2 separate regions of the Homo sapiens genome follow, and region 1 is linked to region 2. A link is an interaction called in ENCODE POLR2A ChIA-PET data of the cell type or tissue named here. Cell type or tissue: Caco-2. All regions are shown on one strand.

Region 1 (5,000 bases), 63 kb after region 2:
GAGTTTCGTATGGAGTGTCCAGGCTAGAGATAATAAACTTGGAAATCATCAGAATATAAATTGTATTTTGCAGCCATAGGCAGGATGAGGTCACCAGGAAAATCATTGTAGATGAAGAGTTGCCCATCTTAAAAAAAAAAAAATCCCCACCCCGCCCCCTGCCGCAGGAGCCACACCATTTCTCTATTCTCCTTGCCACAAAACTTCTGAAAGTTAAGTGGTTTTACAGCTTCCAATTCCTTTCTTCCCATTCTCTTATATGCCCACTCCAATCAGTTTAGTACTTCCCTGAAACTGTACTTATTAAGGTCATCAAGGACTTCCATGATCCTGAATTCAGTAGTCAGTTCCTAATCTGTTGATGGATGGATCGATGGATGGATGGATGACAGGGTGTCACTCTGTCACCCAAGCTGGAGTGCAGTGGTGTGATCACAGATCACTGCAGCTGCAACCCCCTGCAGATTTCTCTGTGTTGTCTGGGCTGGTCTTGAACTCCTGGGCTCAAACAATCATCTTGCTTCGGCCTCCCAAAGTGTTAAGATTACAGGTGTGAGCCACTGTGCCCACCAAGTCTTTATTTTTCTCAACCTGTCTGTATTTTTTGATACAGTTGATCATGTCTTTCTTTTTGAAATACTTAGTTGGCATCTGGGATACCACCTTCTGCTTTCCTTATTTCCATTAGCTGCTCTGTCTCACTCTTACTTGTGGCTTCTTCCTTATCTTCCTGACTACCAAACATTAGCATATCCCCAGGGCTCAGTTCTAGGACCTCTTCTCTCTGTATTCACATCCTAGGTGATCTTGGTATATCCCTATACTGATTGACTCTGAAATTTATATGTCTAACCTTAACCTTTTCCACATCTCCAGACTCAAATATCTATTACTTGACATCTTTATGTGAATATCTAATTAATTGACATCTCAAATTTAAGATGTACAAAACTGAATTTTTTATAGTACCCATCATATCTATTCATCCATCGACCTTTCCTTTCTCTTTTTAAGAGTTTATTTTTTGAGAGCAATGTTAGGTTCAGAGCAAACTGAGAGGAAGGTACAGAGATACCTCATATACCCCCTTCCCTACACATGCATAACTTGACCTCATTATTTCCCTTTTTAATAAATGGCAACTTTGTCTTCCATTTGCTCAGACCAAAACCCTGGAGTCATCCTTGATGTCTCAAGAAAAAGATCTTATACATTTCACATTCAGTCTAATTCTGGTCAGCTCCACCTTGAAAATACATTTAGAATGTGAGCACTTTCATCATTACCAAAGCTATACTCTAGTCAACTGCAGTAGTTTCTTACTAATTTCCCAGTGTCTACCCCTGCCCTCTACAGTATGTCTTCCACAGGCAACCAAAATGATCTTTTGAAAATAAGTCACTAAATGTAATGTGATATCCTGGATTATATTCTGGAAGATAAAAAGCTCATTAGTGGAAAAGTTGGTGAAATCTGAATAAAGTTTGAAATTTACTTAATAGCAATATACCAGTGTTAATGTCTAGCTTAGACAAATGTAACGTGGTTTATGTAAGATTTACTTAGTCTAGTTTTCCAACATTATATGGGAACTTTGTATTTTTTTATAACTGTCTATAAATTTAAAATTATTAAAAGGTAAAGATTTTAAAAATGAAAATAGGAAAATTAGCCGGGTATGGTGGCGTGTACCTGTAATCTCAGCTACTCGGGGCTGAGGTAGGAGAATTGGTTGAAACCGGGAGGCAGAGGTTGCAGTGAGCTGAGATCACACTGCTGCAGTCCAGTCTGGGTGAATGAGACCTGTCTTAAAAAAAAAAAAAAAAAGGAAAAGAAAAGAAGAGCAGAAAGCAAAATAAGAGAAAATCAAAGGCAGAAGGTGGGGCTTTGAAAAGATAACGTTTGTAAATCCTTTAAAAAGTGTTAGATCATGTCACTCCTTCACTGAGAATCCTGTTTACTCTCTTACTTAGTAAAATTCAAAGCCCTAATTGTAGCTTCAAGGTTCCGCACAGTATGGACTCACTACCTCTCTGATCTGGCTTCTTATCACTTCCCTTTGTTTTTTTTCTGGTTGATTATCTGCCAGTTATGTTCCCCACTGGGGACCCCTGTGCATGTTGTTCCCCTCTAAATGCTTTTCCCTGTGACATTTGCATGGCTCACCCTTACACTTTTTTAAGGTCAGTGCCCAAATATCACCAGAGATTTCTTTACTCACCATCTTATCTAAAATAGTAACTCTATATTATACTTATCCCCCTCCTTTATTTTTATAGCTTTATTGAGGTATAATTTATATATCATAAAATGTACCCATTATATGCACACAATTCAGTGATTCTTAGCCAATGCATAGAGTTGTATAATTATCACCACAATCCAGTTTTAGAACATTCTCATCACTCCCAAAAAAGTTTCCTTGTACTGATTTGCAGTCAATCCTCACTCCCAGCCTCAGCCCCAGACAACTACTAATCTGGTTCCTATTTCTATAGCTTTGCCTTTTCTGGACATTTCATGTACATGGAATCATGTACTATGTAGTTTTTTACATCTGGTTTCTTTCACACACCATACTGTTTTTGAGGTTCATCCATGTTGTAGTAGGCATCTATAGTTCACTTTTTTCTTGCTGAAAAATATTCCAGGCTACCCCACATTTTGTTTATTTGCCAAATGATTAGCATTTGGACTTAAACTTTATAATTTTTGGTTATCATGAATAATGCTGTTATAAACATTTATGTATGAGCCCATGGATATATGTTTTAATTTCTTTTGGATGGATTTTAGGGGGAGATCAAGAAGTTGCTGAAGTTTTTTTTATTGTTGTTTATTTTATCTTTTTTAAAGAAATGGAGGTCTCACTGTCTTACCCAGGCTGGCTTCAAACTCCTGGGCTCAAGAGATCCTCCCACCTCAGCTTCTCAGGTAGCTAGGATTACAGCCACACACCACTGTGCCCAGCTAGGAAGTTGCAGAGGTTTTGATTACTCCTGGCCTTTAGTTTTCTGAAGATAGGATGTTAATTCAATTTGCTAAAATGAAGTCAGGATGGCAGTAGGGGTTTTGAGGCAAGGAATAATGGTTTGGTTTAATATCCTATAGGGAATGGGAAGGAGAGCTGACCAAGGGCAGATTAAAGGAATTTTAGGTGCCGTGGAAGTTTGTGCTGAAATTGAGGACTGTTGAATCTATAAGATTTTCCTAAAAGTGCTCAGCTGCCTGGTAGAAGAAGCAGAGAAGAGTTTAGTCAGAATGAGGGAGTGAGGACAGAAGAGAGTTTGGTCAGAATCAGAGTGTGAGGACTGGAAGCAAAGGGGTTGTAACCAGATATGATATTGTGGTTAAGGTTTCAATAGGATACCATTTGGGGGTTGAATATATTGTGAATTTTCCACATGGACGTTTATGTAACGGAGGCTTGTATTACAGGATGTAGGGTAGAAAGTTAGATAAATATCCAATGCAAAAATATGGCATGCCGTTGGGGAAATGACCATGTCGGTAGTAAGATGTATCAGCGTGGGCCAGCCAGGAGACGGAAATTGTACTAGTTACTTGAAAAGGGAAATTTAGACAGGGCATGGTGGCTCATGCCTGTAATCCTAGCACTTTAGGAGGTGGAGGTGGGCAGATCACCTGAGGTCAGGGGTTGGAGACCAGCCCAATATGGCGAAAGCCGGTCTCTACTAAAATTACAAAAATTAGCCGGGCATGGTGGCACATGCTTGTAATCCCACCTTCTCGGGAGGCTGAGGCAGGAGAATCATTTGAACCCAGGAGGCGAAGGTTGCAGTGAGCTGAGATCATGCCACTGCACTCCAGCCTGGGTGACAGAGTGAGATTCCACCTCAAAAAAAAAAAAGGGAAATTTAAAGAATCATTAGGCCGGGCGTGGTGGCTCATGCCTGTAATCCCAGCACTTGGGGAGGCCGAGGCAGGTGGATCACCTGAGGTCAGGAGTTTGAGACCAGCCTGGCCAACGTGGTGAAACCTCGTCTCTACTTTAAAAAAAATACAAAAATTAGCTGGGCGTGGTGGCAGGCACCTGTAATCCCAGCTACTTAGGAGGCTGCGGCAGGAGAAACGCTTGAACCTGGGAGGCGGAGGTTGCAGTGAGCCAAGATCGCGCCATCGCACTCCAGCCTGGGGGACAAAAGCGAGATTTCGTCTCAAAAAAAAAAAATCATTAATTAGTAAAAGATGATTAATTGCTTTAAGGGGTGAAAGAGGACTCTAAGGCAGGAATTGGCATACTATGGCTCACACACCAAATCTGGCCTGCTCTCTGTTTTTGTAAATAAAGTTTTATTGGACCTATAGTGACAGTCATTTGGTCATTTGTTTATGTATTGTTTGTGTCTGTGTTCACGTTTTAATGGCAGAGCTGAATTGGTGCCAGAGACTGTATGGCCCACAAAGCCTAAAATATTTACTAACTGGCCTTTTAAAGGAAAAGTTTGCCAACCCTACTCTAAGGGGTCCAGCGATAGGAGGTGCATAAAAGCAGCTGTCACCTCTAGGCTGAGGAAAAAAGGACAGTAAAACACTCTGAGGACTGTGATAAAGTCTCTCCCCGAACCTTAGACTGAAATTTAGTCTCTTTGAAGAGAGTATGGCTCTCACAGGAATACATAGTTGCCTATGGCAAAGAAACCTGCTAGATAAATTTAGCCAAAGGTGTCAGGTAGGAGAACATAGCATGAGGGTGCAGCTAGAGGTAGTCTTTGAGGACTACTCAGCTCTCACACTGAATTAAAAAAAAAAAAAAAAGGAAGCTGGCTGTTTTTCGTCTTCCGGGGCATTTGGCATATCCTCATAGGCTTTCCTAGCCTGTCCTGAACCCCTGGTAATAGAATTGTTTACCTTTGTACCAAGAAGGTTGGGAAAGCACCAAAATCTGCATGTGGTGTGTACCCAGGTAGACTTTGAGGGGTTCGTGCTGTGAGACCTAAAGCCCTTATGAGATTGTCCAAAACAAAAAACATGTCAGC
Region 2 (5,000 bases):
TTTGTGTTTTTTCAATAGAGACTGGTTTACACTATGTTGACCAGGCTAGTCTCGAACTCCTGACCTCAAGTGATCTGCCCGTCTTGGCCTCCCAAAGTGCTGGGATTAAAGACTTGAGCCACTGCACCTGGCAGTTTTTTCTGTTTTATAGAATACAAAAGCTGGCATGTTTGCATTGAGGAATTTTAGAAACTAACTTTTTGTAATGAATAACTGTATACTAAGTTTGTTTCTTCTGCAATTAATAGTTCTAAAATTTTCAATTAATTGAAGATTGCTTGCATTAATTCCCATGTCCAGGACTCTTTCTGTAGCACAAAGTTTTGCATTTAAGTAAGCACATTCAATAAGTGAACTTATACCTAAAGAGTGTTGAATTTCCTGAGAACTCAGAGTTCTTATAGAGCATCAGAGCAGCAGTAGTGCAAAGCATTTTTTGTAACTTGTTTTTCTTTGATAACATGAATTATTCTTTTTTTTTTTTTTTTTTTTTTTTTTGAGATGGAGTCTCACTCTGTTGACGAGGCTGGAGTGCAGTGGCACGATCTTGGCTCACTGCAACCTCCACCTGCCGGGTTCAAGTGACTCTCCTGCCTCAGCCTCCCGAGGAGCTGGGACTACAGGCGTGTGCCGCTATGCCCAGCTAATTTTTGTATTTTTAGTAGAGACGGGGTTTCACCATGTTGGTTGGCCAGGATGGTCTTGAGCTCTTGGCCTTGTGATCTGCCCACCTCGGCCTCCCAAAGTGCTGGGATTACAGGCTTGAGCTACCCTGCCCGGCTCTTTTTTTCTTTTTTGAGACAGTCTCACTCCGTCACCCAGGCTGGAGTGCAGTGGCGTGATCTCAGCTCACTGAAACTTTTGCCTTCTGGGTTCAAGCAATCCTCCTGCCTCAGCCTCCCAAGTAGCTGGGATTACAGGTGCACACCACCACACCCACCTAAGTTTTGTATTTTGGTAGAGACGGGGTTTCACCATGTTGGTCAAGCTGGTCTTGAACTCCTGACCTCAAGTGATCCGCCCGCCTCGCCCTCCCAAAGTACTGGGATTACAGGTGTGAGCCACTGCGCCTGGCCTATGCATTGTATTAATTTAGCATATTCCAAAAATAATTTAAGACAGGCAAATGATAAATGTGGATGTTTCTGGTGGTGCATCACATTGTAGGTGATTTCATTTTAGTAGTTGTACCTGCATAGGGCTAAAAATTAACCCTCTCAAAGCTCTGAGAGTGCCGGAGGGCCTGAAAGAGTGCCTGGTACTTCAAAGGTTCCCAGGGATAAGAAAAATGAATGAGACAGTGCTTGCTCTCAAGAATTTCTCATCCATTTGGAAGACAACGTACATTTTATAACAGTATAATTATAAGGGCAGGCTAAATAGGATATGGTCACCTGGGCTGGGAGATGGAAAAGGAATGAGGGGGTTTGAGGAGGAAGAGGATGCTCAAGTTGAGTCTTAAATGATTAATTCCTTCTATTCATAAGGGCAGGATGGATAAACGTGATCAGGTTCTAGGCCCTGCTCTGCTTCTATCAAGCGGTGAGATATTGAGCAAACTGCTTAATACTTCTGGTATCCATTTTCCTTATTCAGGATTCGACTACATATATAAAGCAGTGCTGTACATGAGAAATATGTGAGCCAAAAATGGGAGTCACATAGGTAGGAGATTTTACATTATTTTTTTCCCCTAAATCTTTTAAATCTGGTGTATGTTACACTTGGTACATCTCAATTTGGAACAGCCACATTTCAGGCACTTAATAGCTCCATGTAACTAGTAACTGCCATATTGGACAGTATAGATCTAGAGGCTGGGTGCATTAATGCATGCCCATAGTCCAGTGCTTTGGAGGATCGAGGCAGGAGGATCTCTCTTTTTTTTTTTTTTCTTTGAGACGGAGTCTCGCTCTGTCGCCAAGGCTGGAGTGCAGTGGCGTGATCTCCGCTCACTGCAAGCTCCGCCTCCCAGGTTCACACCAGTCTCCTGCCTCAGCCTCCCGAGTAGCTGGGACTACAGGCGCCCGCCACCACGCCCAGCTAATTTTTTATATTATTTTAGTAGAGACAGGGTTTCACGGTGTTAGCCAGGATGGTCTCAATCTCCTGACCTTGTGATCTGCCCGCCTCGGCCTCCCAAAGTGCTGGGATTACAGGCGTGAGCCACTGTACCCTGCCAGCAGGAGGATCTCTTGAGCCTAGGAGTTTGAGGCTGCAGTGAGCTATGATCACCACTGCACTCCAGCTTGGGTAACAGAGTGAGACACTGTCTCAAAAAACAACCACCACCACAAAAAAGATCTAGAGGCTATTCTGTCTTGGTTCTCTGCTTGAAAAAGGAAAAGGGACTCCAATGAGAAAATTATCACTGGTAATTTATAATTTGTAATCATTTTGATGGTACTCATATATGATGTTCTTTTGATGAGAATTATGGTCATACTTGCAAATATTGCTGTAAGTATCTTTCAGGTTGTTCATAGGATTATGGTTGGGATGAGAAGAAATGTCTTTGTTTTCTCTGCATCTGTAGTGGAGTCATATTTTTGTTATCTTTATTTTGTTCATTTATGTATACTTTGTATCCTTTTTTTCTACAGTATGTTATTTCTTTTTTTCTTTCTTCTTTTTTTTTTCTAATAGAGATGGTGTCTCACTATGTTGACCAGGCTGGTCTTGAACTCCTGGCCTCAAGCGATCCTCCCATCTTGGCCTCCCAAACTGCTGGGATTACAGGCATGAGCCACTGCACTCGGCCTGCAGTCTGTTTTTCTAATGTAATGGATTTAAAACACAATGAGAGTGCATATGGACATTTTAGAAAGTTAAAAGGAGAATTTATACAATTTTAAACTAATTCTTGGATTTCTTAAAATTTTAAACTTAGCTATTTGGGTACAAAAACAAATGGGATTTATAAATCCTCTTTTAATAGATTTGAAGGCAGTTATTGTTGGCTTAGCAACAAGTATTTATCTTTTAACCTTGAGACTGCATTAAGATAGTGTATAATTAACATGCTTACTGTTAAACATAAGGCTTTCTGTTAGTATTACAGTATAACAGTTACATTATTGATATGACTGATGTGCAATGTTGGTGCACTTAATTTGCTGTGCACTGAGCTTGGTTAAAAAACACTAGTGGCTAATTTTAGACAAGATAGCTATGACTGACAATAATACATCTTTACACTTGGATTGACTGATGGTTATAGCTTAGCTAACACTGTTTTCCCTCCAAGACCTTATTACCTGTGAGGTAAATACAGCAAGTATTCTGATTTTGCTGAGGCCCAAAGATGTTGTGACTTACTTAGCATAATAAATTAGAAGCATTGCTTGAATTCAGGTCTTAACAATGCTAGGCCCAGTGTTCTGTTCTTTTTTTTTTTTGAGGGAGGTTCTCTCTGTGTCGCTCAGGCTGGAGTGCAGTGGCTCCATCTCAGCCTACTGCAACCTCTGCCTCCCACACTTGGGTGATTCTCCCACCTTAGCCACCCAAGTAGCTGGGACTACAAGCACGTGCCATCACGCCTGGCTAATTTTTGTGTTTTTTGTAGAGGAGGGGTTTTGCCACATTGTCCAGGCTGGTCTTGAACCCCTGGGCCCACCTTGGCCTCCTAAAGCGCTGAGATTACAGGCATAAGCCACCACGTCCACCCCAGTATTCTTTTCTTTTCTTCCTTCTTTCTTTTTTTTTTTTTTTTCTGGAGATGAAGTCTCACTCTTGTCGCCCAGGCTGGAGTACAATGGCGCAATCTCAGCTCACTGCAACCTCCGCCTCCTGGGTTCAAGTGATTCTCTTGCCTCAGCCTCCCGAGTAGCTGGGATTACAGGTGCATGCCACCATGCCCGGATAATTTTTGTATTTTTGGTAGAGATGGGGTTTCACCATTTTGGCCAGGCTGGTCTTGAACTCCTGACCTAAGGCGATCTGCCCGCCTCTGCCTCCCAAAGTGCTGGGATTACAGGTGTGGGCCACCGCCCCGGGCCCCAGTATTCTTTTCATTGAATCTCTTCATATGGCATTTGAGTGTTTAGATACATAGTACAAACCAGATTTTTGGAGTGTATAAAGAAATAGTTACTTCCTGCCTTTGGGAAGTTTATATTCCAACTAGGAGAGACCAACTAACTACAATCCATGTAGCAAAAAGTACTTCAGTTATTTAAAAAAATTTGTTACGGGAAAGAAAAGATGTAAGGGATAATATAGTCAAATGGAAAATAGATAAGAGTTAATTAGACAAGATTTTTGAGTAAAGAGTTTAGATTGTAAATCCTTACTATAGGAAGAAGAAGATGATGAGGTGTTAAGGATAGTGTTATTTCAATGCACAGAGAACAACTTAAGGGAAAACTTAGCTAAGGGAACATAAAACGTAGGTTTAGGGAAAGCTTTTCTTTTTTTTTTTCTTTTTTCTTTTTTTTTTTTTTTTTTGAGACGGAGTCACGTTCTTTCACCAGGCTGTAGTGCAGTGGTGCGATCTTGGCTCACTGCAACCTCTGCCTCCCAGGCTCAAGTGATTCTCCTGCCTCAGCTTCTCAAGTAGCTGGGATTACAGGCACACGTCACCACGCCCGGCTAATTTTTGTATTTTTAGTAGAGATGGGGTTTCACCATGTTGGCCAGGATGGTCTCAATCTTTTGACCTCATGATCTGCCTGCCTCGGCCTCCTGAAGTGCTGGGATGACAGGCATGAGCCACCACACCAGGCCTAGGGAGGGGTTTTCAAGGCTTATTTTTTATTTTTATTTTTTAGATAGAATATCGCTCTGTAACCCAGGCTGGAGTGCAGTGGCACGATCTTGGCTCACTGCAACCTCCGCCTCACAGGTTCAAGCGATTTTCCTGTCTCAGCTTCCTGAGTAGCTGGGATTACAGGCGTCTGCCACCACATCTGGCTAATTTTTGGGTTTTTAGTAGAGACGGGATTTCACCATGTTGGCCAGGCTGGTCTTGAACTCCTGACCTGAAGTGATCCGCCCACATC

Evidence for each region. ChIA-PET counts read pairs that join two places held together with the same protein. Peaks named below come from ENCODE experiments on the same cell type or tissue, not always from the same donor. Only the 100,000 strongest peaks of a DNase experiment are listed, where the experiment ranks them.
Region 1: POLR2A ChIA-PET joins it to region 2 with 6 read pairs; 7 of 35 experiments call an interaction of 5 or more read pairs at or near these places.

The regions. Positions count from the first base shown.
Region 1 is chr11:17,138,105-17,143,104 of GRCh38, reverse strand. All of the region lies in intron 8 of PIK3C2A (phosphatidylinositol-4-phosphate 3-kinase catalytic subunit type 2 alpha), which reads left to right. It also overlaps the pseudogene RPL34P24. Among named protein-coding and RNA genes, the nearest start is that of RPS13, 63 kb to the right of the region's middle. In Caco-2, no CTCF peak of the experiment used is centred here; no DNase peak of the experiment used is centred here.
Region 2 is chr11:17,200,972-17,205,971 of GRCh38, reverse strand. All of the region lies in intron 1 of PIK3C2A (phosphatidylinositol-4-phosphate 3-kinase catalytic subunit type 2 alpha), which reads left to right. Among named protein-coding and RNA genes, the nearest start is that of PIK3C2A, 4.5 kb to the left of the region's middle. RefSeq lists an enhancer at 3,561-4,062. In Caco-2, no CTCF peak of the experiment used is centred here; a DNase peak (open chromatin) is centred at 2,201.